4 separate regions of the Mus musculus genome follow, and all the other regions are linked to region 1. Evidence: chromatin loops called from intact Hi-C (ENCODE). Cell type or tissue: left cerebral cortex. All regions are shown on one strand.

Region 1 (8,000 bases):
TCGCAAGAGGTTCTAAGAACTCTTGTTAAGGAGTCATTTCTCAGTCTGGCTTGCGGGGAAGCCATGCATTTGCCCACCTCCTATGACCTGCTCTGTCCTCTGTCAACTTTAATAGAGACTTAATAGACATGTCGAGCTGGGCCAGAGTAGATAAAAATCTATAAGCCATTAACTATAGCTATATTAAACTAATAAGAATCAATTCCCACACTTGCCTTCAAAGCATGCTGGGCTCCAGAAGCGACTTGAAAAATGACAGTCCACAGCTTGGCTCGTGATCAGAGGGGGCTGGCCAGAAGTGCCAGCTCCCAAGAGCTTATATTGTCCAGCTCTCAGGGACAGGCTCCTGGGTTAGCCTTTGGAGGCAGAGTCTTCTGTACTGAGGCCATTCCTTAACACTGAAATGGAGGCCCAGGACGGATTTAACGGGAATTAGTAATGGCCAAGCTCCTAAAGTAATTGGGCTTGAAAATGCCCAAGTTTTGCTTTTCTAAATGGCCCTGGGCTGCATTCTACCTATTGATCTCCCCGAGCTTTCGCAGCCTGTAAATGATGAGCCTTTTAACGCACTCCATGACTGAAGGGCACACCACTGTGAGAACAGCTCATTTCATTTTTTTCGATTTATACAAAAGATGCTGTGGCCCAAGCCCTCTAGGCACCCATCTCAATACATAAATATGCCAATTAAGCTAAATGGAGATCCTGCAGGTTAAAAGTGCCTGGTAAAAGATGGAAGCTTTTTCCAAAGCCAGAAGAAAGTTGATCCACAGAGGGAATGCCAAATCAACCAAAGTGGGGTTGTACCAAACTGTGAAGGTCAAAAAATAAAAATAAACAAAATAAAAAAGGAAGCAAGGATACTAGATGTTCAGGTGTGTATTGCAAAAAAAAAAAAATCTTTGAACTATAAATGCATGATCTTTCTTTCTTTCTTTCTTTCTTTCTTTCTTTTGTATGTATGTGTGTGTGTTTGTATGTGGGTATGTTACATATATGTACAGATGCCCATAGAAACAAGAAAAGGGTGTTGGATTCTCAAGAGCTGGGATAACAGTTGCTTGTGAATCACCTAGTGTGGGTACTGGGAAGTGAACCTGAGTCCTTTGGAATAGATAAATGTATTCTTGACCACTGACCATCCTTCCAGTCCCATATTCATGAGTCTAAGCATCTGCTATTACAGTTTTTCCTTTGCATGTTTCTAAGTTAGGGAAAGGGAACACAGTCTTAAAACCGAACCAACTCTAAGAATCTCTTTGGACACACAAGGTCAGATATATTATACCTTGCCTTACCATAGCAGTTCACCACACCCCGCTGCTTCACTGGAGGAAGTGGATAGCCAGGCTCTGTCCCCACAGGGGATTAGCGACGAGAGTAACCATACCAGACGATTCTTAGAAGTTCTGATCAATAATAAATGACCAGTGGTTCACCTGTCATTCTATCCCTGACCTGTTCAGGCTAGTTCTACCTAGTCAATAGTACTGAGGGAGGCAGAAGTCCAGATCCCAGAAGTGAACTGAAGGACCCAGGCTGGTTGTCCTCCAGCCTGCAGACAACCTGAAAATAAGGGTCTCGGGAGACACTGCCAAGTGGATCTAGATATTCAGTCTCAACCGTATACATATCTAAGTTCTACCCACAGCCAGCATTCCTGAATCTTCTCTATGTTCCCCTTTCTCCAGACCTCATGCAGTCAGAGAGCACATAGAGAAAGTCTGGCAGCTTAGAAGCCACAGACGGCAGCAGGTGAACGGAATTTTACTTCCTGCTCTCTGGCCCTCAGTGCGTTGCTATTGGCTGCAAACAGCACAATGCTCCATACTTTTACTATTAACAGAAAGCCTTAAGGAAGTACAGACTCAACAATATGAACATTATCAAAATCACTTAACCCCAGGCACTCGGCTCTCTCCAATGCTCCCTCAGCCAGAGGTTCTGTGACCACCGATTTATCTACTCGAAGTCATTCACCTGCCCCCAACTGCTGCCCTGTGCCCTGCTTTCCTTCCCTGTTACACATGATCATCAGTAGCTGCCTTCATTTCCTTAAGACCTCCCTGATTTCCTCTATTCCCACTTAGCTACAGAAAAAGATGTTTCAAAGATCCTTGAATCTCCATGCCAATCACAAGACAGAGAATTGGAACCATTCTGTAGAAAATAGAAACAGGAGATAACATTTATTTTATGATTTCCATGGTCCTGCAGCCGCTTCACTCTCTTGTCCCTGTAACCCCCTTTTCCTTGAGTTGTCTCCATTGTCTCTGCTTATCCCCAATTGGAAGGAACGAGCACACGTTTTTCAGTTTCCATCGACAGAGTATGCAACTAATTTTCAGAGTTGATATGGTGTGGGACAGGCACTGTGTTGGGACTTTGGCTCATAGTTTCTGTTAAAGTCTGTATATAATCTGTATAGTCACTGCTTCAAAGCACTTGACATCTAAGGCTATAGAACTCACTTCCTGAGAGCCAATTATGACCAAACTATAATAAATAAAAACCTGTCACTTTTTAGGACCTTGGAAATACTGACAAAACCTTCTGGTCCACAAAACTCTGATATGGATGGATTGTTTGCTAATAAGGGCTGTAGGGAGGCTGTGTCACAGACAGTCACTTTAGAGAAACAAAAATTTTCTGGGCAGTGGTGGCACATGCCTTTAATTCCAGCATTTAGGAAGCAGAAGCAGGCAGATCTCTGAGTTCAAGGCCAGGTGGTCTATAAAGTGAGTTCCAGGACAGGGCTACATAGAAAAACATGTCTCAAACACACACAGCAAAATAACAACAAAACCAAGGCTAGTCCCTAGTAGCAAGGGACTGACAAAGGTTGGGGTTCTACAGAGGCTTTGCAGAGACCAAGGAGAGGAGCGTGGGCCTACAGAATCTTAGCTTCTTTACCGTATAGTATCTTAATGACAATTATTGAATTTCCAATAGCTATTACTACCATTTGAACTATGCAGTAAATACCACCATGGGCTTCTGTGTCTGATGCTGTCTCTGGGCAGGAGATGCAGAATCACATTGATGCATACATCTAGTCTTCAACATCAGCGAGCTCTCGTTTATCCAGCCAGATTCTATCCCCCATTAGCTGTGTGGCCTCCCTGATACAGATCACATATCTCTCTGAGCCTCAGCCTTCCCGTTTGTAGATGGAGAAAGGAATGTGCCTCACTTACTCAGCCAGCGCAGTGTCTGAAGATCTGCAGGAGAAGGACTTGTAACACAGACGTCTTCATATGCTGGAGGCTGTGGAGAAAGGAGAAAGACAATGGGGTAGGAAAGAGGTTTGGCTCTGGGCTGGAGGGGTGGGATTAACTGTTTGACTGTATTTGTCTCATGGGATTCCTGTGAGGAACGAACCAAGCCAAGGCACAAAGAGTCTATCTTTCAAGTGGCCCATGGCAGAATGAAGGAAAGGGACAGGAATGGGCAGGGAAGCTGATCCCGACTCATAGAAAGGAATAAATCTCTAATAAAAAGAAGTGCCATCTGGGCCTGGTGGTACCTGCCTGCGATCCCAGCACTTGGGAGGCTGAAGCAGGAGGGTGGTGTGTTCAAGGCCAGCCTGGGCTGCTGGAAGACTCTGTCTCAAAAGAAAACAATAAGAAACAGGTGTCAATAATAATAATATTAGTAATAATGACGATGATGATAAATAGCCACACAGTAAGGAAAGGAACTTTCAGACACAAGGTATGGAAGTCAAAGATGGATTGTCCTCAGTAGGAAATGCTATAAAAAGGTATTCAGGGAACGACCGAGTTTGCACTGTTTTCCTCCTGCCCGGCTGCCTGACCTTTCTGTGAGACTCTCAAAGTCAGAGTATGTTCCGTCTTCTCCTCCCTTTCATCCACTTTCATTGAGATTTTCCCCCCACCACTGCTCCGTCTCAGGTCTCTCATCTCATCTCCAGGCACTGTATCTCTTGGTGATTGAACTTGGCTCCAATCCCCCAATTCCCAAACGGACCTAGCATTTTTCTCCCCAAACCTGGCCCTTCTCCATGATGTGAGCTAGGACTCAAAGCCATTTCACAGGCATGTCACTTTCAAAGGACTCTCCTGCTGAGTTTCAAAGGGGAGGAAAAAAAAAAAAAAAGCAAGCAAGCACTGTCAGTAGAGGGAGATCTTAGATAAGAGAAGCCCATGGGCGGCCGTGTCACCACACTTTTGCATCTATTTTTTTTTTAAATTCCAAAATAAAGTTTTGAAATTTTGCTGTTTTTCTAACTATGAAAAACTTAATGTTGCTGTTTCATAACCCCTGACAAGGTTTTTATTCCCTGTACCTACGCAAATTCTTTCTGCTATCATTCCTTATGCAACTGAAGCGAACTTTCTACTTGGATTTTAATGTCCACAACACTCACAGACATGAGCAGTCACTCTTTTGAATTTATGTAGAGGCCACTCCACTGATCCCACAGGCTGTGGCTCCGTCCAAGCTAGACACATCCAGACAGGCAGGTGGCTGTAGACCACATCCCCAGTTTACCAGGATGCTCACCCTGCTTATGCTCCCTGCCTTCACTGTCATGTGGTCTAGCGGTAGAAAAGGTCTGTGTCCAGCCTCATTCTTGGCTTCATGCAGTCTTACATCGTTGTGTTTCCATGTTTCCCTTCCAGTGTAGTTTATATTATATCATTACATACAACTTACTCTTAGAAGCTAATTTAAATCCTTTTATAAAAAGGCAGGATTGGATGGATGGATGGATGGATGGATGGATGGATGGATGCAGGGATGGATGGATGGATGGATGGATGGATGGATGCAGGGATGTGTGGATGGATGGATGGATGGATGGATGCAGGGATGGATGCATGGAGAGATTGATGTAGATAGCTACTCTTACAATCACTTTAATAGAAAGGCTACTGATACATATTTACTATTTCTGTTAACCCACTTGAAGTTTTTCCATAATTTAACTCCTTCCCTACTCATTTTCTTCTCCTGTCCTCTTTATTAATAATTACTCATCTCATCTCTAAGTCAAGATAGCGTTTGAGCAGTTCTAGGCAGGACACTCAGTCTTTCCAATGAAATCCAACTGCACATGTCCTGGGTAAGCTAGGCCAGTGTTACTCTCCTTGGCCACTTTCCCACACTACTTCCATGTTCTTGTTCTGTCCTGATTTTTATTCTGAAAGATTCACTTCTATTTAATGTCCTACCAATGCTGGCAGTGGTTGGGCTTTGCTCAAGAACCAAAACCAGTTTCCATTTCGGACCTTAGGCTGCAACCGTCTTGACATGGGTAAGATCTCTGTATTTGGAGAGACTGAAAGGGCTGCTCTAGAAGAAAGAATCCCAAGAAGTTGTTTTTGGAGAGGATGGTCATCTGCTGGGAAAAATCAGAGGATGGGGGTGGGGGAGGCAATAGTGCATGAACATAGCCCATCCCCCTACCCCACTCCACACTCATTCACACCTGGTCATTAGCTCCCCCACCACAGTCACATGTTTATTCTCAAAGAGAAACGTGACTTTAGCTCTGATTGTCCTCAGAACACATATGACTTCACCCTTCGAGGTTTCGTGCTCATGAACCACATGAGCCTACTGAGTCAACTGGGTTCACAGTCCCATAAGCATGCGTTAAGTTTTTGAAGCCTTCCAGGAAAACACACAGGACTGGAAGTGAGTGTGCAAGAGTGAAGGTATGTGTAAGCCAATCCCTCAAGACCCTTCAGGGAAAGCACCAGAAAGAAAATAGTTTTTCAAAATTGACAAATTAACACCATCAGTGTGGCAGTTTGAATGAGAATGGCCCCTGTAGTCTCATGTATTTGGATACTTGGTCCCCAGTTGGTAGAACTTCTTGGAAAGGATTAGGGAGGTGTGGCCTTGTTGGAGGAGGTGTGTCACTGAAGACAGACTTTGAGGTTTCAAAATACTGGAGCCACCCGAAGTCACTCTCTGTATCTGTCTATCTGTCTGTCTGTCCATCAGTCCCTCCCTCCCCCCCCCCTCCCTTCTTCCCTCCCTGACCTTGCAGATCAGGATGTAAGCTCTTAGCTATTGCTCCATCATACACCTGCCTTCCTGCTGCCTTGCTCCCCACCATGATGCTCATGGCCCCATATAAATTTTTCCTTCTACAAGTTGCCTTGGTCATGGTATCTTATAATAGCAATAGAAAAGTGAAGTGGAAACAAGGGTTCTTTGGAAAGTCAGTTGGATGGTATTTTGCTGAAAGCACACATGATGAAGGATCCTTTGTTAACAACACACATATGTTGGCTCACCTTACATTGCATAGTTGAGCTGCATTTGTTAGGACTCCATAGAGAGAAAAACACACCATGAAACTTCTGGTGGTGTACTGCAGTTTCTATCTGCTTCCATGGACTTGGGCTGATTGGATGCATGTGCTGAGGCAAAACCCATGCCGAGGCAAGGCATGTGGAGGACATGTGATGTTGAGAGAGTATAAATAGGACTGACTCACTGGAGTGAGGAAGAGAGAGCTTGGCTTGCTGGTACAGCTAGCAGTGCAGCATGCTCTGTTCCTGAGAGAGGCGCAGCTAAGAACTTCTGGTGTTCCTGTTGTTTGTCCCTTCTGCTAACTTGAGGCAATGCTGAGGCCTGGCTGTCTCTGCTAGGTTGTGCTACTGCTGTTGCTAACCCAACTCTACTGAACTCAACTCATCTCACTGTCTCAGTGAGATGTTAGCAAGTAGAATGCGCTGCCACTGCCTGCTAACCTGTGAACTGAATTGCTGATTTCCAGACAACACAGATGGGAGTTGCTCCAAAGAACCTTTCTAAACAGGTCCACTTCCTCTGTATCCTTTCTTTTCCACTCCCTTTGGTGGGTGGTGGGCTTCAAGGGAGGTTAAAGCATTTAAGAACCATCATTAAAAATAAGGTTTGGAAACATTAAAGTTACAGAAAAGTAACTAAGACAACCAGATAAATTGAACTATGATTTTGCTCAGCTTAGGTTTGTATGATAGTAATCAAGCTAAAGCCTTTTACATTATATAGAAATATGCAACGCAATCCAGATCAAGACAAAAGACAACCAGGAGCTCCTACTCTCCAAAAAATTTGGTTATCATCATGCAAGTTCATAACCAAGTGTTCAAGAGCTAGGAAAAAGTTAGTCCCAGACTAACATCACATGAAGAACCATGCTGGACTAGGAATCACTAGGCACTTCCTAGATTCAAATTGAAAGAAGCAGAACACGTAAGAAGCAGTAGAGAATACCAGAAATGTAGGAAGCAAAGATCCCGGGCAGAGAAACTAAAATCCACTGCTTGGTCTCTTTTGGTTGCTAGACTCTAACACAAAGCTTCTTGTTGCCTATATGCTATATGCAAAACAGAAGAAAGCACATGCTGGCCAGTCAGTTGCTCAGCAGCCCTTAGCTTCAAACCCTTTATTATAGGACTTCAGTTTGCTTGGAGCTTCCTCCCATGCTGTGTGCATCTCAAATTCATGATTCAGTAAATTTTCCTTTCATCATCTTTGAGTCTGGCAATGGAGTATGCCTTTATGCTTAGCATTGTAGTCTGCTTAGCTACCCTCTGTGTAAGAACTTGTGTGCTTCCTCCCGAACTCCAAGCTTGGGTAGGAAAATCGTTCATCCATGTTCTTTCCCGAGATGCCATCACTCGGTAATATATTATGACAGTGCTCATAACCGCGCTTCATGAATGGCAAAGCAGTGAACGCGCATTAATTGCTGTAATTACAAGTAGCTGTTCTGAGGATCTCAAGTTGATCTCTCATCACAATGGCTGTTGTCAGGTCAAATGTGAGAAGAACTCCTGCTCCTTGCCTCTGGGACGACTCTGCCAGTCAGGCACGGCGCTGTTGTGACAGCTGGAGATCATCTGGAAATGGGCTTCACGTCACTGGGGATATCTGATGGTCATTTAAAAAGCTGGAATCTATTTTTTTTTAAGAGAAGATATTACAACTGGTTTATGTTCAAGAGGCCTGTGCCTCTTGTTAGGAGAGTGTCT
Region 2 (8,000 bases), 1.2 Mb after region 1:
AAAAAAAAAAACCTGCAAAGTTAGAATTTGGAATAAAACTAATAAATTTAGAAGGGAGGACAGAATTGGAAAATACTGAGTGCAAAAGACAGAGGGCAAAAGTTTGATGATGGCTAAATATTAAATAATCTATATGTTCACATTTTATTAATCACTTATGAGTTAGTAGACACAAAACATTTATTAAGTTTATAGTGGAGAAATATGGCCCCAGCTTTCTTAACCGAAGGATGGAGGTGAACATCACCAACACGGGACAAATCACTGCTTCCTGGTCTGGAGCACTAACAACCATCGTTTCTGGAGCACATCTGCCCACAGTGCAGAGCCTGGGCCTCTGCAGGGGAAACCACTGACTCAGTGACTGGACCAGCACACTGCTGAGTGCTCTCGGTGCTGCGAGGCCACCAAAGGCTAACAAGGAGAAAAGCGCTGAGACACTGTCCTTGATTAAAGGAGACTAGAGAAACGTGGGGCTGAGCTGGATCCTAGAGCACAAAGAAGAGAAGAGTGGAAAAGGGTTTCTTTCTTCTCTAACAAGGAATGTGCACTGAAGTATTTCAAAGTATTGAAACAACATGTCTACCACTTATCCTCAAATGATTGAGAGAAAACCGTATACATGTAGGTCAAACCACTTGACATTTTTCATGAACAAAGAGGGAGAATAATAAGGCAAAAATCAAGCAAAAAAATGTTAAAATTCAGAAAATCTGGGTTACAAGCATATAGAAAACCTTTTAAGTTTTGGGTTTTTTTTACATATTTTGAGACCGTGTAGCCCAAGCTTGTCTCAAACTCAGTTCGAAGCTGAGGAGAGCCCTGAACTTCTGCTCCACCTTCAAATGCAAGCTCAGGCGCGTGCTATCCCACCCTAGCCGGACCATTTGTTATTTTGTACCTTTGCTATAAAATGTTTTACAAGATAAGAAGGGCGTGGTGGGGGTTCCCGCAAAGAAATATTTTTATTTGGCATTTTCTTAAACTCCCAAGCATGTGGAAAACACATGTATAGTACAAGACCCTTGAAAAACATGGAAATTATTTTTCTCCCATTCTCTTTAGATGAATAGGAATAGAAAGATCAGTTAGATAAAATGCTTTGAAATTTGTCTATATTAATTCAGGTATCTACATTTTTTCACAACTTTCTTTTATTATCAAAGAATGTCTGAAGAAAGAATCACCAGCCCAGGGAATGTAAAAAAAAAAAAAAAAAAAAATATTTGCCTGTGCTCAGATGTGAGAGATGAGGGTGAGAACAGAATAGAAATTTCAGGGGCAGAAATAGTTGAGACTAGCAATCTATGTGCCAGTCAAGGATGAAAAGGCCAAGCTGGTGAACCAGGGAGCAAGTCGTCAGTTCTTACACACAAGACTCCCAATAGCAGATACCACCTCTGAGGTCTCTAGAAAGGAACTCCAGAATTCACCTAGAAAAACCTCCCCACACAGACAGAGCCCATAACAGGGGTAAGGTCACAGCTCGCCTCCTTGTTATGTAAGAACCCAGGACCACAATACCTCAATTTCCCATTCAACAATTCTTTGGGGATATGGGTTACCCAACTGTATGACAAATTCGAGAATATTTTATGCTCCCCATTGGCAAGTTCAAGTTCTATTTCATGTACACAGCTTGGAAGTACATGCCAGGCTCATATATAAGCTGCCTATAAACAGAACCAGAGCGGGAAAGAGGGAAAACTGTTGTGTTCATGGGAGGGCAGAGTTGGAGCTTTGCCCAAGTCCCCAAGGAGCTTCCAGATGTCCTTGGATCATTAATGTTGCCAGCGTCAACTCCAGGCTCCTCTGTCTCCCTACCTGTGCTCTCCCTAAGGTCAGTGCACTGATATATGTGACATTTGAATACACTTGGAAATGTATGTATGTGTGTATGCAGCTTCTAGTGCTACATAAACATCAGCCATCATGGGCCACAGCTCTTCTGCAGAAAGAAGAAAGTCTTCCTTGTTTCTTCTGATTGCAGCCCTCTGACTTGTAACCCCCAACGGAACACTAGTCTACCTCCCTCTTCCGTGTGTCCAATTGCTCATGACTCAGTTCTTCCAGAAAGTCCAGCACTGACTCATCAGAGGCCCTGGAAAATGGACAGGCACAAATGAGATGCTCAGAACAGGCCCACACTTTCCCTGCCCCTGTGTTTACCTGGTAGTTTCTTTTATGAATCATTTAACATTCTTCACCTACCAAAAAAAAAAAAAAAAGCATAAACAGACCTAGCCATGACTCTGCTTTGTCCTTGGGCCAGAACTTGGCAAAGGTGTCAAATATCCCAGTAACTATCTAACGTCAGGTCCATGCACAGAGCACTGTTCAGTTGGAAAGATTTTGGACATGAAGGGCAAAGAACTGTGCTACCTTAAAAGGAGGAACGAACAGACGCATCACCAGACCAGGTCTAGGAAATACCAAGTCCATGGGTATTTGTTATATTTTAACTACGGGCAAGCAACTTGAGTTTTTCCAAGCGTGGTGTATGCTTGATATCGGAACAAGCTAGCTTAGAAAGTGCATGCGTTTGAGAGAAAAGACACCAAGTGCTGACAACAAGATTAAATAAAAGTGGCAGTGTTCCACACAGGGCATCCTGTTCCCTTCACGAGGTGTTTGCTGGGCAGGAGGTGAGTGAAGGACTCGCCTCTGCTGAGACCATCATCTGGGGCAGCCCCAGGTTGACTCTACCAGCTGTCATTCCTTAGGGAACTGGAAGGAAATCCTGCTCCTTCAGAGGTGGGCTGGGATCTCTCCAGGAAAGGTAAAGATCACTCACTTCCTGTGCATTTATAGCTCTGATACCTCCAGTCCACAAGTGCCAACCTTATCCATAGAAAGTTGCCTTGAGACAAGATCTTAATGCTACAGGTCTTGAAAATACTAGAAAATGAATTTCATGCTTATACTGCCCACTGGGCCTTTCCACCGCCAGCAGGGACCAGCTTATTACGTCCACGTTGGGGTACCAAGACCCAAAACTTGTACCCATTTTTAACAAGTAATTTAACTGAAATGGATGCATGTCTTCTGACTCTTGTTGTGTCTAATACAATCCACTGCCCCACGTTAAAAGTCCCTCAAGCACACAAAATGATATCACACATGGCTCCCACCTCTCTCCAGAGAGACCTTTGGGAGCCATCTTCTCTGGCTCTTGGCCACCTGTTTATTCTAAGGTACTGATGAAGAATATATATTGAATCAGTCTTGAACACATCACAGGAACTTCTCGAGCACCTGTTACAACAGAAGCCACTTTCTATGAGCGTGAACAAGCAAGTGTACAACAGAAGAAGCAAGCCACAAGAACTCCCACAGGCTTCCTTGTGAATGCTTAGAAATTCCATCTTTTCCTAAAAAGAAAGGTTCGGTGTTATTTAAATTGGCTTAAAATATGGATGCTTTTCTACGTTGTCTCATTCTGGGTGCTAGTGATACTTAATGAGAGGGGCAGAGCAGGCAGTCTAATTATGAATGCTGGAAGTCTTATGTGTGAAGATCTGCACTCTGCAGATTTCTGAGCCATTGCTGTAGGCTTTCCGATAGCTTCCACAGTGAAAAAGGAAACAAACAAACAGCAAATAATATGGGGAGGGCAGCATCACATTCAATAGCTTTCTACACTTCCACAGACAAAAAAACCAAAAACCAAAAAACAAAAACAAAAACAAAAACACCCACAGCACAGTAAACTCTAAACTCACAATTAGAAATGTGTGGCAAGTGCCAACTGGTAGTTATATTGGGACCAGGCTCTGTGCTGCTCCCCAGCACTGGCTCCCAGCAAGCTGCTTCCCCTCAGATCCACACACTCAGCAAGTAGCCCCGGGCTTCTGCTCAGTATCTCTAAGGTGTCCTGATGTGGGAAACAATACTGAAAAGGGGTTCTGGTTTCTAAATCTAATGGTATGTATGCCTTCAGCCATAATTAAAATAAAGGGAAAAAACCCACAAACTCTCAAATAGGGAATTTAAACAAAAATTATAATTTTTCTTCTGGCAATCCCACCAGTAAAAGCCTGGAAAACTGCCTGCCTTCACCGCCGCCCCCCCCCCCCCCCCAGGATCCTTGTAGGATACTGTCCTCCATGTGTTGTTCTTGATGAGAACTGCCTGGGAAAACTCACCGTCTCGCTGCAGTTTTGCTGGACTAGCTAACTTCATGGGGACCATGACTCACATGGCCGACGTTCTCCTGCCTCATGGCTGTGGATCCAGCAAGGCTTGCAGCCAAAGCTCTGACTCAGCGCTAACACAAGAAACGGGGTCACAACAAGATGCACCCTGAGTCCTAACCTCACCCCTTATCTCACCCTGCTTTCTCTCAGCCCACGTTCTTATTACCTGTTTGATTTTTCATCATTTATTCTCTTTCTGAATCTACTGTTTAACCCTTTTATAAACAAAAACAGGACTCCACGCTGCTTTCCTTTGTTGACATTAACATCAAGCAGCAAAATTCAACTTTAACAACTTGCAGTTTCAACTCTGTCACTATAACTGACACACAAAAGCATCTAGTACCCGTTTAATATTCCCACATACAGAATTCTAGCCAAAATTCAGATCAAAAATGTCATTTTGAGCATCACTGTTACTACGACGTCTTTTAACCCTAGCACTCACATGACTCTGCATAGCATCCTTCTGGCTTTCAGATTTGGTAATCACAGTTGATTTTTCTCAGCAGCCGTAAGAGATAATTACAGCAGGCATCACCATGGCTACCTTCTTCGGCACAGAGGAGAAAAACAAGGCTCAGTTAGGTTAAAAGTACCTTGCCCACAAGGCTAAGTTATTAAGTTATTCAGGCAAGATGGAGGGCGGGGAAAGTCCTTCAAATCTAGCATGTCTCCCACAACTACTAAAAGTGATCTCACAGAGCATATCCTTTGAAATCCTGGCCTAGAACCAATGACTCAAATGTTTCATTCACTTGACTTTCTAAATAATATCATCCAGCTAGTCAAAAGTGTTAACAATTACTGTTTGGTCATGGAACCTCTACACCATGAGAACTAGACAGCCAGGACACTGGAAAATTTTTTAGTCATTAGAACATGCATGAGTAATTTATTTCCCCCCATTGGAATCCAGTGATGGAGCTGAGAAAACTCGTTCCTGCACAAACAAAGAGCATGGGCACTTTAATGTGGTCCTCTAGAGTGGTCACCCAGAGCAAACCTGCCTTTTGAGTCACTGGCTCTAGTGAGGTCATTTGGTAGGAGAGAATGAAATTCACAAGGCAGGCTCAAGAGAAGACTTAACTCCTCATTCGTGATGAACTCATAGCACTTCAACCACATCTAAGGGAAAGAAATATGAAGCTCAAATCACATTAATTTTCAAGTCATTGACATTGCTAATATATGAAAGGGAGAAATGTTCACAATTTGAACCCTTGAGACCTTGAGTAAACCGGTCTATTCATTTTCCGAGTCAGCAATGGGGGGGGGGGGGTGAGAGGCTGCGTGCGCCATTTCTTTGAGTTTTAATTTCTTTGGGATAAAACAAGGAAGAGGGTCTGAGAAAAGCCACAAATCCCCCACCTCAACACCCTATGGCTGCAAGAGTCTTTGCTAGTGTCACCTACCTTGGATCATCCTTTCAATGTCGTCTAGCAACTCAAAACATGTACTATGTAGATATTAGGTTTCAGCATATTTGAATCATTATTCAAGAATCTGAGTATTTCCCTTTAATCAATTTCAAACATTTACTGGTTTGAATTAGTAATTCCTACCCATGAAACAATATATTCATGTAAGTGTCTTTGTTCAACATGCTCGCCAATAAATACTCAAGTTAATTTCTGTTTCCCAGTATCTTGACAATAATGGACAGAAATAAATGAAACTTTAGCTCAGTTAATATTTTTCATTTTCACATTAAGCTTGCAGTCTATAAAATTCCAGGGTGATAGGTCCACGTGTGTCTTTTTAACAACTGCGCGCCCAGTGCTCAGCATCTCATCATCACAACCACCGTGCTGACTAAACAGAAACAAAAACCAGAAAGCAAACAAAGTGCAGGCAGAGGAACATCAGCACCTTCCCCAGAGAAGACTGACGGGGGCTCTGCCAGGCTGGACCACCGAGGTCAGAAACAACCCGTCTACACTGCCAGGCTGGACCATCGAGGTCAGAAGCAACCTGTCTACACTGACAGGGAGAGGCCTCTCCTAAAATGCTAAGCAGGAGTCCAGATAAAGGAACTGTATGCTTGCATGCTCCCCTCTGACGTAGAGCAGTATTTCAAAGTTTGAAGGCAGTAGAATATGGAGGGGAGAGCCCGTTCTCCTTAATCTATCCACGTCTCACCTGTGCAACCAGTGCGAGCCACTCACCATCCCTAAGTCTTGATTTCCTCTGCTGTAATATGGGGTAGGAGTTACAGGATTTACCTTGAGTTATTGAAGACCACAAGGCCAATGGGTAAAGAACCATGCTCAGGCAGCGCCCTCATTAAGTGGTAACTACTACTGTTGGTTAGTGTGAAATCCATTCCTGGAAAAATTAACCCCTCTGGTTTTACGGGGTATCAGAATGATCCGTCTTTGAAAGATGTGCACCTTCCCAGACACATGTATGGATGAGCTAGCGCTAGAAGTTGAAATGAGGCCGATCCTTGGAATGGAAGTGCAAGATGCAGTCTCAAGTGGACAAATTAGACAGGAGCAGGTGTCACTGCAGATGGTCCCTCAGCTTGCTCAAAGGGTGTGGCACTGGAGTATGCAGTCTCCCTTCCTTGTCTCCAGCAGCTGGCAGCCTAATGCCTGTTTTACCCTTCCACCTTCTATTAGTTAATTAGGTAATTAGGTAATCCTTACTAGGGTGGGTTTCCTTCCTCAGTTCCAGAAATGCACGGCTGAATCAACCAGGTCATGTTATGCTACAAAAGTTTTGAAAAGTTAAATCTAAAATGATAACCTTGAACGAAAAATTAGAAGAACTACTCAGGGTATCAAGACTGTTGCTGTGATAAAATACCCAACGCAAGACCATTTACAGGAGGAAAGGCTTATTCAGGCTTTGTGCCAGATAAGCCCATCACTGGGAGAAGCATAGACGCAAGCAGGCATGACAGACAGAACAGTAAGCTAAATGATCTCATTCTCCATCACAAGCAGAAGGAATTGGATCTACAGTGAGGTCGTAAAACTCTTAAAGCCTGACCACAGAGAGGGTCTTCCTTCAGCAAGGTCACACCTCCCAAACCTCTCCACACAGAAAAACTTAAGCCTGTGAGGGGTATTTCTCATTCACACCGCAAGCGCCACAACTCCAGGATTCCATGGCCTGTAATAAGTGCCGCTGCACCACTACCGTAACACAATGTATAATGTGAGACAAGGCCAGATGTGTTGCCCAATGCTGGTAAGCCTCGACCTTGGGATGCTAAAGCAGGAGAGGTCTCATGAGTGCAAGGCTGGCTTTGGCTACACAGTGAGCTCAAAGCTAAAGTGATGCATAAGCCCAATGACCTGAGTTCAGATCCAAAGACCCCATGGGAAAGCTGGCTGCAGTAGTATGAATATATGACATCTCGGTGTCATGACAGAGATGTCACTGGAGGTCTGCAGACCATCTATGCTCGGCTAAGAAGCAGTAACCACCAGAGAAACTCTCTCAAACAAAGTCGAAGATGAGGACCAACACTCAAGGTTGTCCTCTGATCACTACTCGGGCGTGCCCTTGAGCACGCATACACACTCAGATGCTCACAATTCAGTACACAGCTGTGGTGTTTGGTTCTGTTCCTGAGATTCTGACCACCGACTAAATAATTAGCTTGATACTTGAAGGAGTCACTAAATCTAAGAGCCAGGTACTTGGCACACAAAGAAAGAATCAGAGGTTTTAGCACAATGCTACACAGCAGAGATACCTGGGACTCTTGTAGGATCAAAGGCCCCGTGAAGACAGAAATCCACAGGAAAAATCACAAGACCAACTCAAGGCGTGACACCGGGTGAAAGCCAA
Region 3 (8,000 bases), 300 kb after region 1:
GCAATCCCCATTAAAATTCCAACTCAATTCTTCAATGAATTAGAAGGAGCAATTTGCAAATTCATCTGGAATAACAAAAAACCGAGGATAGCAAAAACTCTTCTCAAGGATAAAAGAACCTCTGGTGGAATCACCATGCCTGACCTAAAGCTTTACTACAGAGCAATTGTGGTAAAAACTGCATGGTACTGGTATAGAGACAGACAAGTGGACCAATGGAATAGAATTGAAGACCCAGAAATGAACCCACACACCTATGGTCACTTGATCTTCGACAAGGGAGCCAAAACCATCCAGTGGAAGAAAGACAGCATTTTCAACAATTGGTGCTGGCACAACTGGTTGTTATCATGTAGAAGAATGCGAATCGATCCATACTTATCTCCTTGTACTAAGGTCAAATCTAAGTGGATCAAGGAACTTCACATAAAACCAGAGACACTGAAACTTATAGAGGAGAAAGTGGGGAAAAGTCTTGAAGATATGGGCACAGGGGAAAAATTCCTGAACAGAACAGCAATGGCTTGTGCTGTAAGATCGAGAATTGACAAATGGGACCTAATGAAACTCCAAAGTTTCTGCAAGGCAAAAGACACTGTCTATAAGACAAAAAGACCACCAACAGACTGGGAAAGGATCTTTACCTATCCTAAATCAGATAGGGGACTAATATCCAACATATATAAAGAACTCAAGAAGGTGGACCTCAGAAAATCAAATAACCCCCTTAAAAAATGGGGCTCAGAACTGAACAAAGAATTCTCACCTGAGGAATACCGAATGGCAGAGAAGCACCTGAAAAAATGTTCAACATCCTTAATCATCAGGGAAATGCAAATCAAAACAACCCTGAGATTCCACCTCACACCAGTGAGAATGGCTAAGATCAAAAATTCAGGTGACAGCAGATGCTGGCGAGGATGTGGAGAAAGAGGAACACTCCTCCATTGTTGGTGGGATTGCAGGCTTGTACAACCACTCTGGAAATCAGTCTGGCGGTTCCTCAGAAAATTGGACATAGTACTACCGGAGGATCCAGCAATACCTCTCCTGGGCATATATCCAGAAGATGCCCCAACTGATAAGAAGGACACATGCTCCACTATGTTCATAGCAGCCTTATTTATAATAGCCAGAAACTGGAAAGAACCCAGATGCCCCTCAACAGAGGAATGGATACAGAAAATGTGGTACATCTACACAATGGAGTACTACTCAGCTATTAAAAAGAATGAATTTATGAAATTCCTAGCCAAATGGATGGACCTGGAGAGCATCATCCTGAGTGAGGTAACACAATCACAAAGGAACTCACACAATATGTACTCACTGATAAGTGGATACTAGCCCAAAACCTAGGATACCCACGATATAAGATACAATTTCCTAAACACATGAAACTCAAGAAAAATGAAGACTGAAGTGTGGACACTATGCCCCTCCTTAGAAGTGGGAACAAAACACCCATGGAAGGAGTTACAGAAACAAAGTATGGAGCTGAGATGAAAGGATGGACCATGTAGAGACTGCCATATCCAGGGATCCACCCCATAATCAGCTTCCAAATGCTGACACCATTGCATACACTAGCAAGATTTTATCGAAAGGACCCAGATGTAGCTGTCTCTTGTGAGACTATGCCGGGGCCTAGCAAACACAGAAGTGGATGCTCACAGTCAGCTAATGGATGGATCACAGGGCTCCCAATGGAGGAGCTAGAGAAAGTATCCAAGGAGCTAAAGGGATCTTCAACCCTATAGGTGGAACAACATTATGAACTAACCAGTACCCCTGAGCTCTTGACTCTAGCTGCATATGTATCAAAAGATGGCCTAGTCGGCCATCACTGGAAAGAGAGGCCCATTGGACACGCAGACTTTGTGTGCCCCGGTACAGGGGAACGCCAGGGCCAAAGGGGGGGAGTGGGTGGGTAGGGGAGTGGGGGTGGGTGGGTAAGGGGGACTTTTGGTATAGCATTGGAAATGTAAATGAGCTAAATACCTAATAAAAAATGGAAAAAAAAAAAAGAATATGTAAAGATCTTAAAACATTAGACCATTATAATTAAATGCTTGACTACCAGAAATTCCCTAAAACTTTACTATAATAAAAAGTACATATTTTCTTTGTAAAAAAAAAAAAAAAAAAAGAAATCAAGCACGTTGACACCTCTATACTCTTCCATAACAACAGAAGGACACGGTCCTTCCTATATTTTTTTTAGACCTTGTCTGAAAAGACCGAATTAGAAAAAAAAATCGCCCACTCTGGAGACAGGAGCCTCCTCCTTGAGACCTTTGTCCTCATGAGAAAGCTGCTAACTGTCTTATGTAATACTGACACCTGCTTTCTTCCTTTAATGAAACAACAATAAGGCATTAACAAGGTGCCTCTTCTTCTTTCTCTTTGATCACAGGTGTAAGTGAAGAATTGTCAGACATGATCACCAGTCTTGTGGAAAACTCTAAATTGTACCTCTCTGTCAATCATCACTACAGCGCAGCTAGCTGGGGTACACAGAATGTGAGCGACTGGAGTAATCATGGACTCATCCACGACAATTCCCTTCAGGATGCTACCTACCCTCAGGAGGTGTCCTTCTGCAAGGTCGTCTTAGTTATGGGAGAGCTAGTCCTTAGAATTGTCCTATATTCCTGCCTTTAGATAGGAAATCCTGATGAGAACTGAAAGGAAGTATCAGGAGGTGATGATTTCAAATGCTAGACTGAAACTTAGGTGCCCAGTGGTAGGATGGTCTTCTCCCAAACAACGGATGCTTATGAACAGAAAAGACTACATTCACCTCTTCATTCTGCTGGTGGATGCCAGCACCCTGGAGGACAGTACAGCTTAAAGCACACAACACAGACAGACTCTTTCTCATCCCATCCCATTGCCTGTATCTGTGACAGGCACGAAGGAGAGCATGTTCCTGCTCTCCCACAGTGAGGACCGCTTTTCAGTCCTTGTTGGCTGTAGAGAGAACATATCACATGTAGCAACAAGTGCTACACAGACATCCACAGAACATGAGGAAGGAGCTCAAACCTCCAGGGTGAGGCAGGCGCCAGGATAAGGAGATGAAGCAATGGCATCTAATAACAGCGTGGAGGCTCAAATCCAGTTGTCTTGATTTCAGGATCTGCCAATAGGTCGGTATTGCCAGAGCATCTGATTTTTCATTAAATATCAGAGATCCACAATTTACAGAGGCAGATTTACTGTGAGATCTTCTGGTATGGCTATTTAAAAATTTCTGACAATAAATGAAAAAAAGAACCCTAAGCATAAATAACTGTGCCCTCCTTGCACACAAATAATACTTCTATTCTTTCTGTGAATAAGCTTATCACACTGTCCCATGGCCCAGTAATACAGAGCCTTATAGTACGGAACTGCTAAGAAAGCTGTGTGTTTTGTGAGGTGCAATCTGAGTGTCGAGGCAAAGACAATTGCAAAGACAGATGAGCCGACTCTAAAAATAGTCTGCAGAAAGCAGCGGAGACACACTATCCCCAAATGTTGTCGGAGTATCTGGAAGTTTTAAAAGAAACTCTTGGAGAGTCCGTGGCTATTTTTTGAATGCATAAAGAAAAGACAATCTCACAAGCATCTGTGCATCTAGGGGGAATAATTTTACCTCCTGGAAATTTCAAGTGCGTGTGTGAACGAGTGTTGCCATCAAGAGGTCTTTTGATGATATTAAAAGGAAATTAAGAACAAAGACAGATTTTGTTAGCACAACGTAATCGGCCCCAGGTAAGTTGACTGGGCTCCAATCTAGTTATCTTTGTACCTGGAAATGAGAAGCCCATTTTACAGGATTGCTAACGCACGGCTAGTCCTAAAGACACACCAAGCACAGCAGCCACGGGTGAAGCAACTGGCACATACCCAGCAAATACTGTCCAGCGGGGAGTCAGAGGTGGGCCTCAGATCAACGCTTACCCCATGAATTTAGAAACGTGAGGGGGAATGAGCTGCTTCGCCTTCATTATTCTTTGAGTCAGCAATTTAGGCTAGGCTCAGCTGGAGTCAGACATTTGGCTTTACAGCTCCTGACTCAGATGTGGCCTGGTGAAAGGGTGGTATAAGGGATTCTCCCAAGGGGTCAGGGCTTCAAGTTTCATCTCCTTTTCTTCCTTACATGGAGACTGCACTGCAAGTAAGAGACCAGTGACTAAGCAGTCCTGGATTTGAGGAAAACAAGATTGTCCGATGGGTGACAAGAGCTTGGTAGGAAAATATGGTCTAGGTTCTCTCAGAGGGACAAGGAGTGTGAGCTGCCTTTCTATCACATCAGTGGTTACCCCAGAAGGGGTCTCCTGCAGGGAAGAGTTAGACACGCAGGGATCATGGGTGATGATCACATCAGTTGCCTGGGTACTTTTTCAATGCTCCATGTATGAAGGGGCCATAGGAGCACGCAAGGAACTCAGCAGGAGCTCCATAGCACAGGCATCGCTCTCTGAGGCTGAGACGGCAAAAGCTACTGCTAAACTTGAGAGGACCACCCTACTAAAGGGAGAAACGAGTGCCAAGATCGTGGTACGGCAGCGGCTTTTCAGTGGGCCACCTGGCAGCTTCATGACACAAGATCTTTCTGTGCATACAAAGGGAAGCTGTTAATGACCCAGTGAGAGAAAAAATTCCTCTCAAGTTTGTTGGCCATGTAGCTTGGCATACACGATGGTGAAGAAGAGACATTGCCTCAAACAAAGTGGAATGATAGGACTGACAGCTGAAGTCTTTGACCTCCACACCTCTATATGTGTGCTGTGGCGTGTACATGAACTCACAAACTCATAGACATGCATGCATACATTCATGCGTGCTTGTGCGCACGCACACACACACACACACACACACACACACACACACACACACATACACAGAGAGAGAGAGAGAGAGAGAGAGAGAGAGAGAGAGAGAGAGAACAGATATGCTATGGACTATGAGGTCATCATTTTACCCTTGACTAGACACTGTGGTACCAAGGACCATGCTGAGATTCCCCAAATGATACTCTCTGCTTTTTATTTCAGTTCCTTTTAAAGCAGATCCTCAAAGTTGGCTATTCCACATTCTAGAAGACTGCAGATACTACGATCTGAAAAGAAAATCCTAAATGTCAGAAAGGTTTAAAAAATAGTAATTTTAATCTTTCTTGTGGCAGTGACTACATCATTTTTGCTCATCACTCTCACAAATGTACACCCAAGCAAAAATTTCTGTACATATCCAAAGGGAAAATGGGCAGGGTATCTTCCTAAGTGCACTAAAATGAATTTTAATAAGCTCTTTCAATTTAAACAAAGAACTTGTATGCAGAATATCAATGTGAAAAGACATAAAACAAACACATTATGAACACCCAGAAATCTGGATTTACAATAGAAATGTTGACAGCCCCTGAAATCAAGTGGCACTCAGTCACTCATTTTCTTTGAGGGTAAGATTTGTACCCTGCTGGGCTTATAATTTTGTTTTCTCTTTTTGTGCTGTTCATGTGTAAATATTGCAATTTCATTTGACACAAAGAAGGAAAACAACTTAATTTTGTTTCTAAGCTAATGAATGACACAGAGTGTACCCTCCTAGAGGAGATGGTGTAATATAAGCCTCCTGACAACAATTTGAGGAGAGGAAAAACAAAACAAAACAAAACAAAACAAAACAAAACCCAAAAAAATCCAAGCCATTTCAAATGTTTGTAACAAGGAAACAAATTTATTGATTTTTAAAAGACAAGACACCATTTTTTGTTTTGAAAAACACAAGAAAGCTAGCCTGAGTTCAAGTCTGAAATATTCAGAAAAAATCCTACTAATATCTTTAGTATGTTCCAGTCATTTGTTTAAACAACACACTAAAAGTTAATATATATTTTTATAATTATAAAAGTTCCCCAGTTATTGTACAGTACACAATACAAATCGCCCACAAACTAGTATTTAGCTCCTGCCAATCTTCAGAGGACATGGTATACTAAAAGATTTAGCGTTTCTCACAAAAATCACATCAGGAAATACGTATTTACAAAATCAAATACATTATACAAAAAACCCATCACATGTTATTCGGCAAAGATGTTTTTAAATAATTAAAAAGTTTATTCAACTGTAGTCCAAAAACTGGAAAAGAACATTACATTATCTCACACATACAATCTCTACAAAAGTTACTTACCTCATTTACATTATATATTCAGTCGATTGTAAAATAAATGCTCAAATATCTCCTAGTGTTACTATGTTTGTGTGCTTGTGGGACTGAATAATGTAATCTGCCACTTACTAAGTGAATTTTAAATGATGGCACTTAAAAAAAAATACAGTATTAAAAAAAAAAAAAAACCACAATGAAAGGAGTTTTACCTAGAAGGTACGAAAGCCCTGAGTGATAGTGTAGTTACTGATTGGTAAGCGCTACAGTTAACCTAATTAAGAGTTTACCACCTCAGGCACAGTTCCCAAGCGTTCTCAAGGCACTCACTTAAGTTTCTGGAACCGACTCATTGGTCGCCACCAAAGGTCCAAATCGATGATGGAGATGAGCAGGGAAAAGAATTTGCTTTGGTACAAAAGATGCTTTTCAAACGAATACAATTTAATACCTTCCTCATTGGGTCCTATAAAATTGTGTATGTAGGATAAAGCAAGGCAACCATTTGTTCAGAAATGCTAATTTATTCAAGGAAAATTTACTTGGTCATCAAAAGTCAATCAGAGTTTTTGTAGTTTTGCTTTCCTCCCCAGAATCAACCTTCTCACAGAGGTTTGCTGTCATGATTATTGAGCTACATGAAATGATCCTTACCAAATATTTCATTACTCAGGGCTTCCAATCCCAACATCATACTTTATTTAGAAAGAAAGAAAGAAAGAAAGAAAGAAAGAAAGAAGGAAAGAAAGAAAGAAAGAAAGAAAGAGAGAAGGAAAGAAAGAAAAAATAAAAAGAACAAAGGAAAGAGGGGGAAAAGATTCAAACATCAGAACCAAATAGAAGAGACCAAACATTTCTTTTAGAACGACGACGTATCACCAATCCCTTTAAACAAAAGGAGAATCAACCCTAGGCAGTCACTTTGTAAGTGGCTTTTACTATTTAAGTAAAATTGGTAAACTAAACTCAGGTCTACTGGCACATAAAATCACTAGCAGCAATGGGCAAGGCATGCAAACTGAGAAGCATTTACAGTAACTCATCGTGAAGAGTCAAAAGGAGAGAGCTAAAGTAAAACCCTTTGAGTATTGCATGTCAACACATGAGTAATTTGCATGTTAACACATGAGTAATTTGCATGGTCTGACTTCCTCAACTGCCTAGAAAGCAACGTACGGACACTTGCACTATGCTATGGATGTTGGCAGACGCCGCGGAGTAGGTCATGCTCCTGTCTGTGCTCAGCGAGGGCAGTGTGGACGTATCTGAGCACAACACTGCTCCGTGTTCTGTCACATAGGGGAGGACCAGATCAACTGTCCAGAAATTCCCTCAAAGAAATCAGCAAATGTTGTAAGCAGAATGACATTCAGAGATAGCTGAAGCAGTAGTCACAGCATCTCCTGGCAGAAGAGCTTAGAGCAAGTGAGTGTCTTGCTCGCCACTCTGCCTCTCTATATCTTATGACAAAGTATTAATGTTCTGGAGCATAGATAAAATTATGCCCCGCATGATTTCCAAACAATATTTCATGATAGATGCAACTCCAAAGAGCCTAAGTACCTCAGAGTCCAGCTGTGTGTAGTGGAACTCACTCCTTCTAAGGCTTCATTTGTACTTTCTAAAGCTAAATAAATGAGATCTTTTGTTTTGGGAAAAAAGACAAAACATAACCCTTTATTTTATCATACCTTTTAAAGGCAAACAGGTACCTCCAGTGTGCAGAAATCAGTTACTACATAGGCCAGCATAGGCCCATGTATGCGTCCTCCTTTTCTAGAGAGTCATGTGATGCTAGAAAAGTTGATTTTATCTTCTGTAAACAGTACACTTAC
Region 4 (8,000 bases), 92 kb after region 1:
CAAAACTTTGAAAGAAATATCTCAAAATGGATCACGCCCCTGTGTTTACAGTAGCATTACTGACACAGACTGAGTATATACACTCTAAAAAGTCTCTAGCAGGTAGAGAGATGATTCAGCAATGAGGAGCACAGGTTGTTCTTGCTGGGGACCCAGCTTTGATTCTCAAGCACCCACATGGTAGCTTACCTCCATTCTTTTTGGGTGAGGGGGTATTTATTTCATTTACATTTCCAATGCTATCCCAAAAGTCCCCCACACGCTCCCCCACCCACTCCCCTACCCACCCACTCCCACTTCTTGGCCCTGGCATTCTCCTGTACTGAGGCATATAAAGTTTGCACGACCATTGGGCCTCTCTTTCCACTGATGGCCGACCAGGCCATCTTCTGATTCATATGCAGCTAGAGACAAGAGCTCCAGGGGTACTGGTTAGTTCATATTATTGTTCCACCTATAGGGTTGCAGATCCCTTCAGCTCCTTGGGTACTTTCTCTAGCTCCTCCATTGGGGACCCTGTGATCCATCCAATAGCTGACTGTGAGCATCCACTTCTGTGTTTGCCAGGCCCCGGCATAGTCTCACAAGAGACAGCCATATCTGGGTCCTTTCAGCAAAATCTTGCTAGTGTATGCAATGGTGTCAGCGTTTGGATGCTGATTATGGGATGGATCCCCGGATATGGCAGTCTCTACATGGTCCATCCTTTCGTCTCAGAGACAAAGTTTACCTCCATTCATAATTGCAGTTCCAGGGGACCTGACACCCTCTTCTGACATGCAAACAGCAGGTATGCAAATGGCACAGACATGTATGTAGTCAGAATAGTCATGCACATAAAATAAATCTCCAAACTCCAAGACTTTCCTACAATCCTTCAAGTTTGGGATTTTGAAATATTCCTGACTCTAGAGCTCCATGTTACACATATTCATCCAGCTGAGTCTACGTAAATCAAAAAGAAAAAAAAAGTCCTGAAGGGGGGGGTGCCTCTAAGCATCCTGAATATGGAATATTCAACCTGTAATAGTTCAATGTAGAAACAACCTGACACTGTTGGAATATATGTTCTGACTCAGATGTTACCATTGCAACAGTATTGAGAGGTTTATTAAGTCCTCAAGGTACTTCTTTCACGAGTGGAATTAAAAGCTCTACAAAAGGGGCTTAAAGAGCCATTAGATGAGCTGGTCTTTCAACCTTTATCATATGAGGATGTCTTCTTTTCTAAAGGATACAAACCCTACCAGGCAACCGAACATGCCAGCTACTTCATTTTGAAATTGTCACTGTCCAAAAATATGAGAGAGAAATTTCGGTTTTTAAAATATGCTTAATATTCCTTAATAAGGGGAGAGCACAGTAGAGTTCAGGTGCTAATAAAGTGGAGGGGTGCGATTTGAATGAAACCTCCATAGGCTTATAGGGAGTGACACTATTGGGAGGTGTGGCCTTGTTGGAGGAAGTGCTTAACTGACAATGGGGTTTGGGATTTCAGAAGCTCCATCTGGGCCCAGTGGCTCTCTCTTCCTGCTTCTCTGCCAAAATGTAGAACTCTCAGTTACCTCTCCATCACTATATCTGCCTGAATATCACCATGCTTCCCATTACGGCGATAGTGAACTAAGCCTATGAACTGTAAGTCTCAACAAGTATCCATCAACACATGAACAGAGAAGCAAACTGTGGGTAAACATGGAATATTAATAAGGGAGTTGTGGCATTTACTTCAAAATGAATGCGTCTTAAGCATATCATGCTATGTGTAATCAATCAATCAAGCAAGCAAGCAAGCTCAAGGACCCAAAAAATTGTGTGTTTCCTTTATAGGAGACACCTAGAGAAATGAAAATTATAGAGACACAAAGTAGAATGGTAGTTGCTTTGATTGCAGGCCATCAGAAACAGGGAATTGTTATTTAATGAGTATGGAATTTCCATTTTGCAAGAAGGAAAGACTTCTACAGACAGTGACGATGGTTGTAAAATAATATGAATATACTTAGCACTGAACTGTGCACGCACATAGGGTGAAGATGGTAAACTTTTTGTTATGTGGATTTTACAATAACAACAACAACAACAAGGAATGTCTTTAAGTGGTAGCACATTGTTTATAGTACCTGGTCGTAGCATGGATTTGTCCTTGAGAGTCTGTTCAACTGTGGGCCTTTTTGGGTTTCTTCATCATGGAGGACTTACAAGAGCTTCTTCACTTACACATCAATTCTGAGACTTTCTCGTTCAAGGCAGAGCCACATTTCGCTAAAATTTCCTGTGATGACAAGTAGCTGTCAGAGCTGTTCTACTCAGGAGGTATTTTAGAAAGAATAAACTTAATTTTTCTCTTCTAAGATAATGATGACTTTTAGTAATGAACAGGAGAAGAGCTATCTTTCAACAGGGAGTCTTGCCGTGGAAAGAACATTTTCAAAGTGGTTCTTTGTGGTATTTCATTATGTGATTTTGTTGCTGAAGATGATATTAAAAAAAATCTCATATCTGCAAGAATTTTTAAACTTGGTAACATAATTTTTTTAGCTTGTTCCAAAGTCTTCCAAAAGAAGAATTTTAAAAAATTTAAGCCTGCTTCTGGCGTGGGGGGGGGGGGGGGGGAGGGGGGAGCAAAGAATGTAAGGATTTAGGATTAGTTTGTAAGATCTGCTGACTGGTCTCAGGGGAAACAACACATCAGCTGCGTCTCAAGGACGTTACGTGATGATGGCTGAGTTTCAGACTGCGTATCATGATGTGTTTGGCTCAACACATTTTGGGTTTCTTCCATTTGAATGTATATACCGTAAGGCTTGCTTCTAGCTGCAGCAGCTGTCATTGCCAAGCTTCAAGAGAAACTTGTCACGCTAGATCTCTGAAGCAGGTCATCCACAAACATCAGATCAGTGTTTCACCTCACGTTACAACGTGCGTTTTGTGTGCCTCTAGTTTAAAAACACAGATCCGGGATAAATTGTTTCTTTCGTCTTCATCTTTTCCTTCCTTCCTTCCTTCCTTCCTTCCTTCCTTCCTTCCTTCCTTCCTTCCTTCCTTCCTTCCTTCTTTCCTTCCTTTCTTCCTTCTTTTTTCTTTCTTTCTCTCTCTCTCTCTTTCTTTATTTTCTCTTTTGAAACAGGGTTTTATTCTGTAGCCTTGGCTGGAACTCCCTTTGTATACCAGGCTTGCTTTGAACTCACAGAGATCCACATGTGTCTGCCTCCAAGTGCTGGGATTAAAAGTGTACCCCCCCACACACACATCTGCCCTTCCCTTCCCTTCCCTTCCCTTCCCTTCCCTTCCCTTCCCTTCCCTTCCCTTCCCTTCCCTTCCTTCTTTCCTTCCTTCCTTTCTTCCTTCCTTCCTTTTTTCCTTGCTTTCTCCTTCCCTCCCTCCTTCCTTCGTTCCTTCATTCCTTTCTTCTTTAATATTGTTGCACATATCTCTTTAGACAGTTCTGACTAAACGTTTATTCATTTTTAAATCATATTATCAAGGCATCCTATACATGCAGGGAAGAAATCTGAGTCTAAGCATTTAGTCTGATGTGTCTTAATCAACGCATGTATCCATGTTGCCAACACAGCCAAGATGCAGAAACTATCACTCTTAACTTCCCTTCATGATTTTATTTGCAGCTGTCTCCATCTGCCACACCCCCAACAAGAAACTACTGAACTTTTGTTTACACTACAATAGTTTTGCTTGATTTCGAATTTTACATTAAAGCATACTCTGGTGGCTTAAATGAGAAATGTCCCCTGCAGTCTCAGACATTTGAGCACTTGGTTGCACCGCTTGGGGAAGTTTAGGAGGGGGGTAACCTTGCTGGAGGAATTATATCACCGAGGAGCTTCAAGTCTTATTTATGTTCAGTTTGTTCTCTCTGCTATGTGCTTGTAGTGTAAGATGTGAGCTTTCGGCTCCCTGTGCTTGCTACCGTGCCTCCACACCACAATCACGGACTCTAAGCCTTGGGAACCTCAAGGCCAAATAAACTCTTTCTTCTGTAAGTTGCCTTGGTCACGGTGTTCTATTACAGCAATGGAAAAACAACTAAAGCACACACCTAGGGCGTCGTCTGCCAACACAGTGGGTCTTGGTACTGTTGCGTATGTGAGTAGTTTGCTCGCTCCCATGGCTCACCAACATTCCGGTGTCTAGATTCCCTATATCTGACTTATCATTTCAGTTGCTGAGGGCTATCTCCATTGTCTCCCAGATCTCAGGCAGGACTCCTGTTCTGGGTATCTCTTTCCTTTTCTCTTACTGAATCCTGTAGAGTTGGTGGGTCTTGGGGAAAGCTTATGCTGAACTTTAAGAAGCTGTTGGAGAGTTCTATCTTTTCATTTTCCATTTCTACCAGCAGTGGGAGGGCACGCTGGCTCAGCGCCTGCCTACTCGCTGGCTGTCAGTCTCAAACATGTTAGCTATCTGTGGGCAAGTGGTAGCATCTTATACTTTAACTTGGGCCTGCTTCTAACAAACATAGAGTGTGAACATAGCTATACACCTAAAATTTCCCAAGTAAATAGTTTCTGTGTCCTGATAGAACAGCTCTAAACCATCGCTTGCACTACACGGCCCAGAGTTGACTGTGCATACAGAGTTGACTACCATCCTGCCATCAATGCCATCAATGCCATCAATGCCTGCCTGCACTGTAACCATTACAAAGTTGCCTTTTTAAAAATACTCTGCATTACAGATATTTTAACGTTGTATTTCTTTTAAGAGCTATGGAAATGAGAAAAAAAGTTATTCTGCTTCCTTCTGTCTTTGGTTGCTGTAAGTTGCGATTGTCAGTGACTGCTAGGGGAGATGGACAATAGGTCTCCACCCCATTGTGGTATTTATGGTGGCGTTGGTTTTACCATGATCAGAGTACAAGCAGAGTAACCTACAGAAAAACTTGGTTTCCCCTCTAGGACTGACACAGGAACCCCTGGGCCCCAGCAACTTCTTGGTTACTCTCCTCTATTCACAGTGAAGTTTCGGTACACTCATCCGTTATTTCACGGCTTGTTGGCAGGAAAGCCAGAGTGCAGATACCAAGACTCCCCGGCAGTCAGCCGGCCTCATGCAGGTCCGATGTCCGGTAATATGCGCAGTGTGAGGGTTTAATCATAGGCGCCCAAGAGGAGCAGGCAGTTTTTCTTTTCAAGAAAATCTCTCTTTGGTAGCTATTAGGTTGCTGAATGAGAAACCGCACAAAAGAAATGACGGCTCCTTGTGGTCTTTCAGATCATTAAAAAGTAACCCAGGTGCCAGGGCACTGATCATTTCCTGGGCTCCAGGAGATGAAAGAGGAAGATTGACCGCCAATCTGAGGCTTCATGAAGGCCAGGCCATTAGCCCACGGCAAAGGCGGGGTCATCAGTTCTAGGGAAAGTCAGGCTCAGAGCGATTGCTTCTTTTTGTGCAGAGAAGTAACCTGTTGACTAAGCTGATTTTGCTCTTCCAACAGCTGGGCTGTTTGCACTTGAGGAGCCTTGTATAGCTGAACTCACAGATCTTGTTTTTCTGGTACCTCCTACCCAGTGAGACCCCAGTCTCTCTCTCTCTCTCTCTCTCTCTCTCTCTCTCTCTCTCTCTCTCTCTCTCTCTCTCAGAGGTAAATCTGGGGAGTCACGCTTTTGTTGCTAGGGATAGGGGCTCCAAGAAGCTATTAGTAGCAAACAATCAACCACCCACCCCCACACATTTTGGTTTCAGGTCTGGCGAGAGCTCTGTGGCCCGGTGTTCATCTGGTGAATTGAAATGACAGAGTGTCCTCCTGTCTCTGGCTCTTGCCAAGAACACGTGGGGTCTAATCACAACTGTGCTAAAATGTGCAGCTGTTGTGCTCGGAAAATGCTTCAGATTAGCCACGAATTTCCCCCAACAGGTTGCTTCCCTTCCTCAAATGTTCAGAATCAAACTGCCCCTTAAATGGGGCCCTTCAGCAGCAAAGTAACACACGGAGGGAAATCTCCAAGAAGATGGTGGAAGAGAGAGGCTGAGAGAGAGGGCTGAAGCTGATGTAAGTACATTTCAGAAGCTGCAAAGTACCCTGAAAAGCATATCCACAAGAAATAAGATTTTACTATTAAGATGACACAGACTGTAGGAGAGTTATCTTAGTCTGTGCCGCTAAAACAAACTGCCTGAGTCTGGGACATTTATAGAATTAAAAAATCTACCTCCTACGGTCCTGGAGGCTGAGAAGTTTCAGCTACAAAAGCCCTTCACTAAGTTTCTGGTATGAGCCAATTGCTCAGAGATGGTATCACTGGTGTCCTTACTTCACATGAGGTATAGAGAGTGCAGGAGGGACAGTCACTGTCCTCCTACATCGGAGGAACAAAAGGAGTGTGTAGGAAGGGCTTCAGCTAGTGTCTCTCAGCCCCGACTCTAGTCTGGCATCCATGCTTTCACCCCCTCAGAGCTGCTCAAGTCACCACAGTGGCACTTCAGTCCCAACACATGAACCTGGAGAACACGCAGGCCCTTAGAAGAGGAAAGACCACCGCAGATCAGCACACAGTCCTTAACATCTCTAAGGCCTGCCATCAACTAGGGAAACCAGGTCTCAGTTCAAAAGGTGATCTTGGTCTCCAGACTCTTGGCTTTTTTAAACCGTGCACATGTTGATACAGAAGCCCAGTGAGTTAATTTAGAAACGCTCACATAGGGCAAAGGCCCCAACATAGGGCTTCAGGGAAGCAGGCTTGCTGCTGCTTCAGTTCTCTTCTCTCGTCTCTTCTTCACTCTCCAAATGGCCTCCTTGGGGCATCTTTGAAAGGTCATTTTTGGTGAAGCCCTGCTCCATGTTGCTCAGCTCCAATGTCACTGATGGTGGCCACCATGGCAATAACACTGGCTGGGGAATACCAGGCACCATGGTGCTATTTATGTGGTTGTTTCTTACCAAATTCAAAATACTCTTATGGGGGACTATTATCTGTCACTTCACTGATGCAGATGACAATGAAGACAAAGGTTAGGTATCTCGTGTGAAAGGCAGAATAATGGCTTTTGAAAGATGTCTCAATCTAACCACTGAAGCCTTCTACATGGTGGCTTATATAACAAGGGGGCTTTCAGATATAATATGCTATGGATCTTGAAAGTGGGGGGCAGGGAGGTGGGAATACATGGGATTACACAATCCTCATGGGTTCACAATCACAATGTGATCCATCATGACCACAAGAATCCATCTAACAGAAAGGCAGGGAGTCTGAGTCAAGGAAGGAGATGTAACAACTAGAGCAGAAGCCAAGGCAACACATCTCCAGGGGATGGATTCTCCCCTAAAGTCTTGAGGAAGGACACAAACAATGCTTTAGCCTTGCAAGACCGTTTTAGATTTGTGACCCCTAACCTATAAAGTAATATATCTGAATTGTTCTAAACACCTAATAATTTCTACAGATTTGTTTTAATAGTATCAGCAACAAGAAACCCATACACTTTCACTGTGTATGGTCGTGAAAGTGTAAGTTCAGGGCTATAACACCCCATGCAGTCTCACTCTCAGGTGACTTTCTAGCTTCCTGATCCAACACTGAGGTTCTATAACATGGTCCTGGTGTCATCTACTCTAAGAGCTTCCTAAGTCTAGTTTTCTAAAGTGTAAAACTTCAGCTATGCAAATGCTTGGTATTGTTTCCTTAACAGATTCCTTATTGCCACCCTTTAACTCTGTTGTCAGTGCAAGGATGAGAAGTGTTGACAGGCTGGACAGAATTCTGTGACTCATGCATTCGGAGCCCGTGGGAGAATGAGGAAGAAATAGAAGCTAGCAACTGGAGACACTGAAGTTACTGGAGAAAAAAAAAAAAATTCTGAAACCAAAGAGGTGAAGTCAGGATAGATTCACGTAGGGAAATCTCAGGGGGTGTGCATTTTTAGTATTCAGGATTAAAAATTAGAAGTGACTTTCCAATAATTGGCTTTTAAAGCATATATGAGAAGACAATCAACATATTTAAGATGAGGAATCCTAAGGGAACCTAAAGGAATTT

Evidence for each region. Hi-C counts contacts between places; a loop is a spot of excess contacts. Peaks named below come from ENCODE experiments on the same cell type or tissue, not always from the same donor. Only the 100,000 strongest peaks of a DNase experiment are listed, where the experiment ranks them.
Region 2: it touches region 1 in a loop (5-fold over the local background); 2 of 42 quality-filtered maps call a loop at or near these places.
Region 3: a loop joins it to region 1, with 2.1 times the contacts of the local background. A loop is called at or near these places in 2 of 42 quality-filtered maps.
Region 4: a loop joins it to region 1, with 3 times the contacts of the local background. A loop is called at or near these places in 4 of 42 quality-filtered maps.

Annotation. Positions count from the first base shown.
Region 1 is chr19:27,458,718-27,466,717 of GRCm38, forward strand. No RefSeq gene overlaps it. Among named protein-coding and RNA genes, the nearest start is that of C030016D13Rik, 33 kb to the left of the region's middle. In left cerebral cortex, a CTCF peak has its summit at 4,144; DNase peaks (open chromatin) are centred at 4,216, 6,506 and 7,474.
Region 2 is chr19:28,619,682-28,627,681 of GRCm38, forward strand. The region is part of intron 2 of Glis3 (GLIS family zinc finger 3); the gene reads right to left. Among named protein-coding and RNA genes, the nearest start is that of D930032P07Rik, 55 kb to the right of the region's middle. In left cerebral cortex, no CTCF peak of the experiment used is centred here; a DNase peak (open chromatin) is centred at 4,210.
Region 3 is chr19:27,756,017-27,764,016 of GRCm38, forward strand. It overlaps Rfx3 (regulatory factor X, 3 (influences HLA class II expression)), which reads right to left. Exons shown (of 17, transcript NM_011265.3): 17 at 5,705-8,000. Among named protein-coding and RNA genes, the nearest start is that of Gm35697, 92 kb to the left of the region's middle. In left cerebral cortex, no CTCF peak of the experiment used is centred here; a DNase peak (open chromatin) is centred at 3,528.
Region 4 is chr19:27,550,668-27,558,667 of GRCm38, forward strand. No RefSeq gene overlaps it. Among named protein-coding and RNA genes, the nearest start is that of Gm35697, 110 kb to the right of the region's middle. In left cerebral cortex, no CTCF peak of the experiment used is centred here; DNase peaks (open chromatin) are centred at 2,321, 2,767, 4,372, 6,229 and 1 more place; H3K27ac peaks cover 2,005 bases.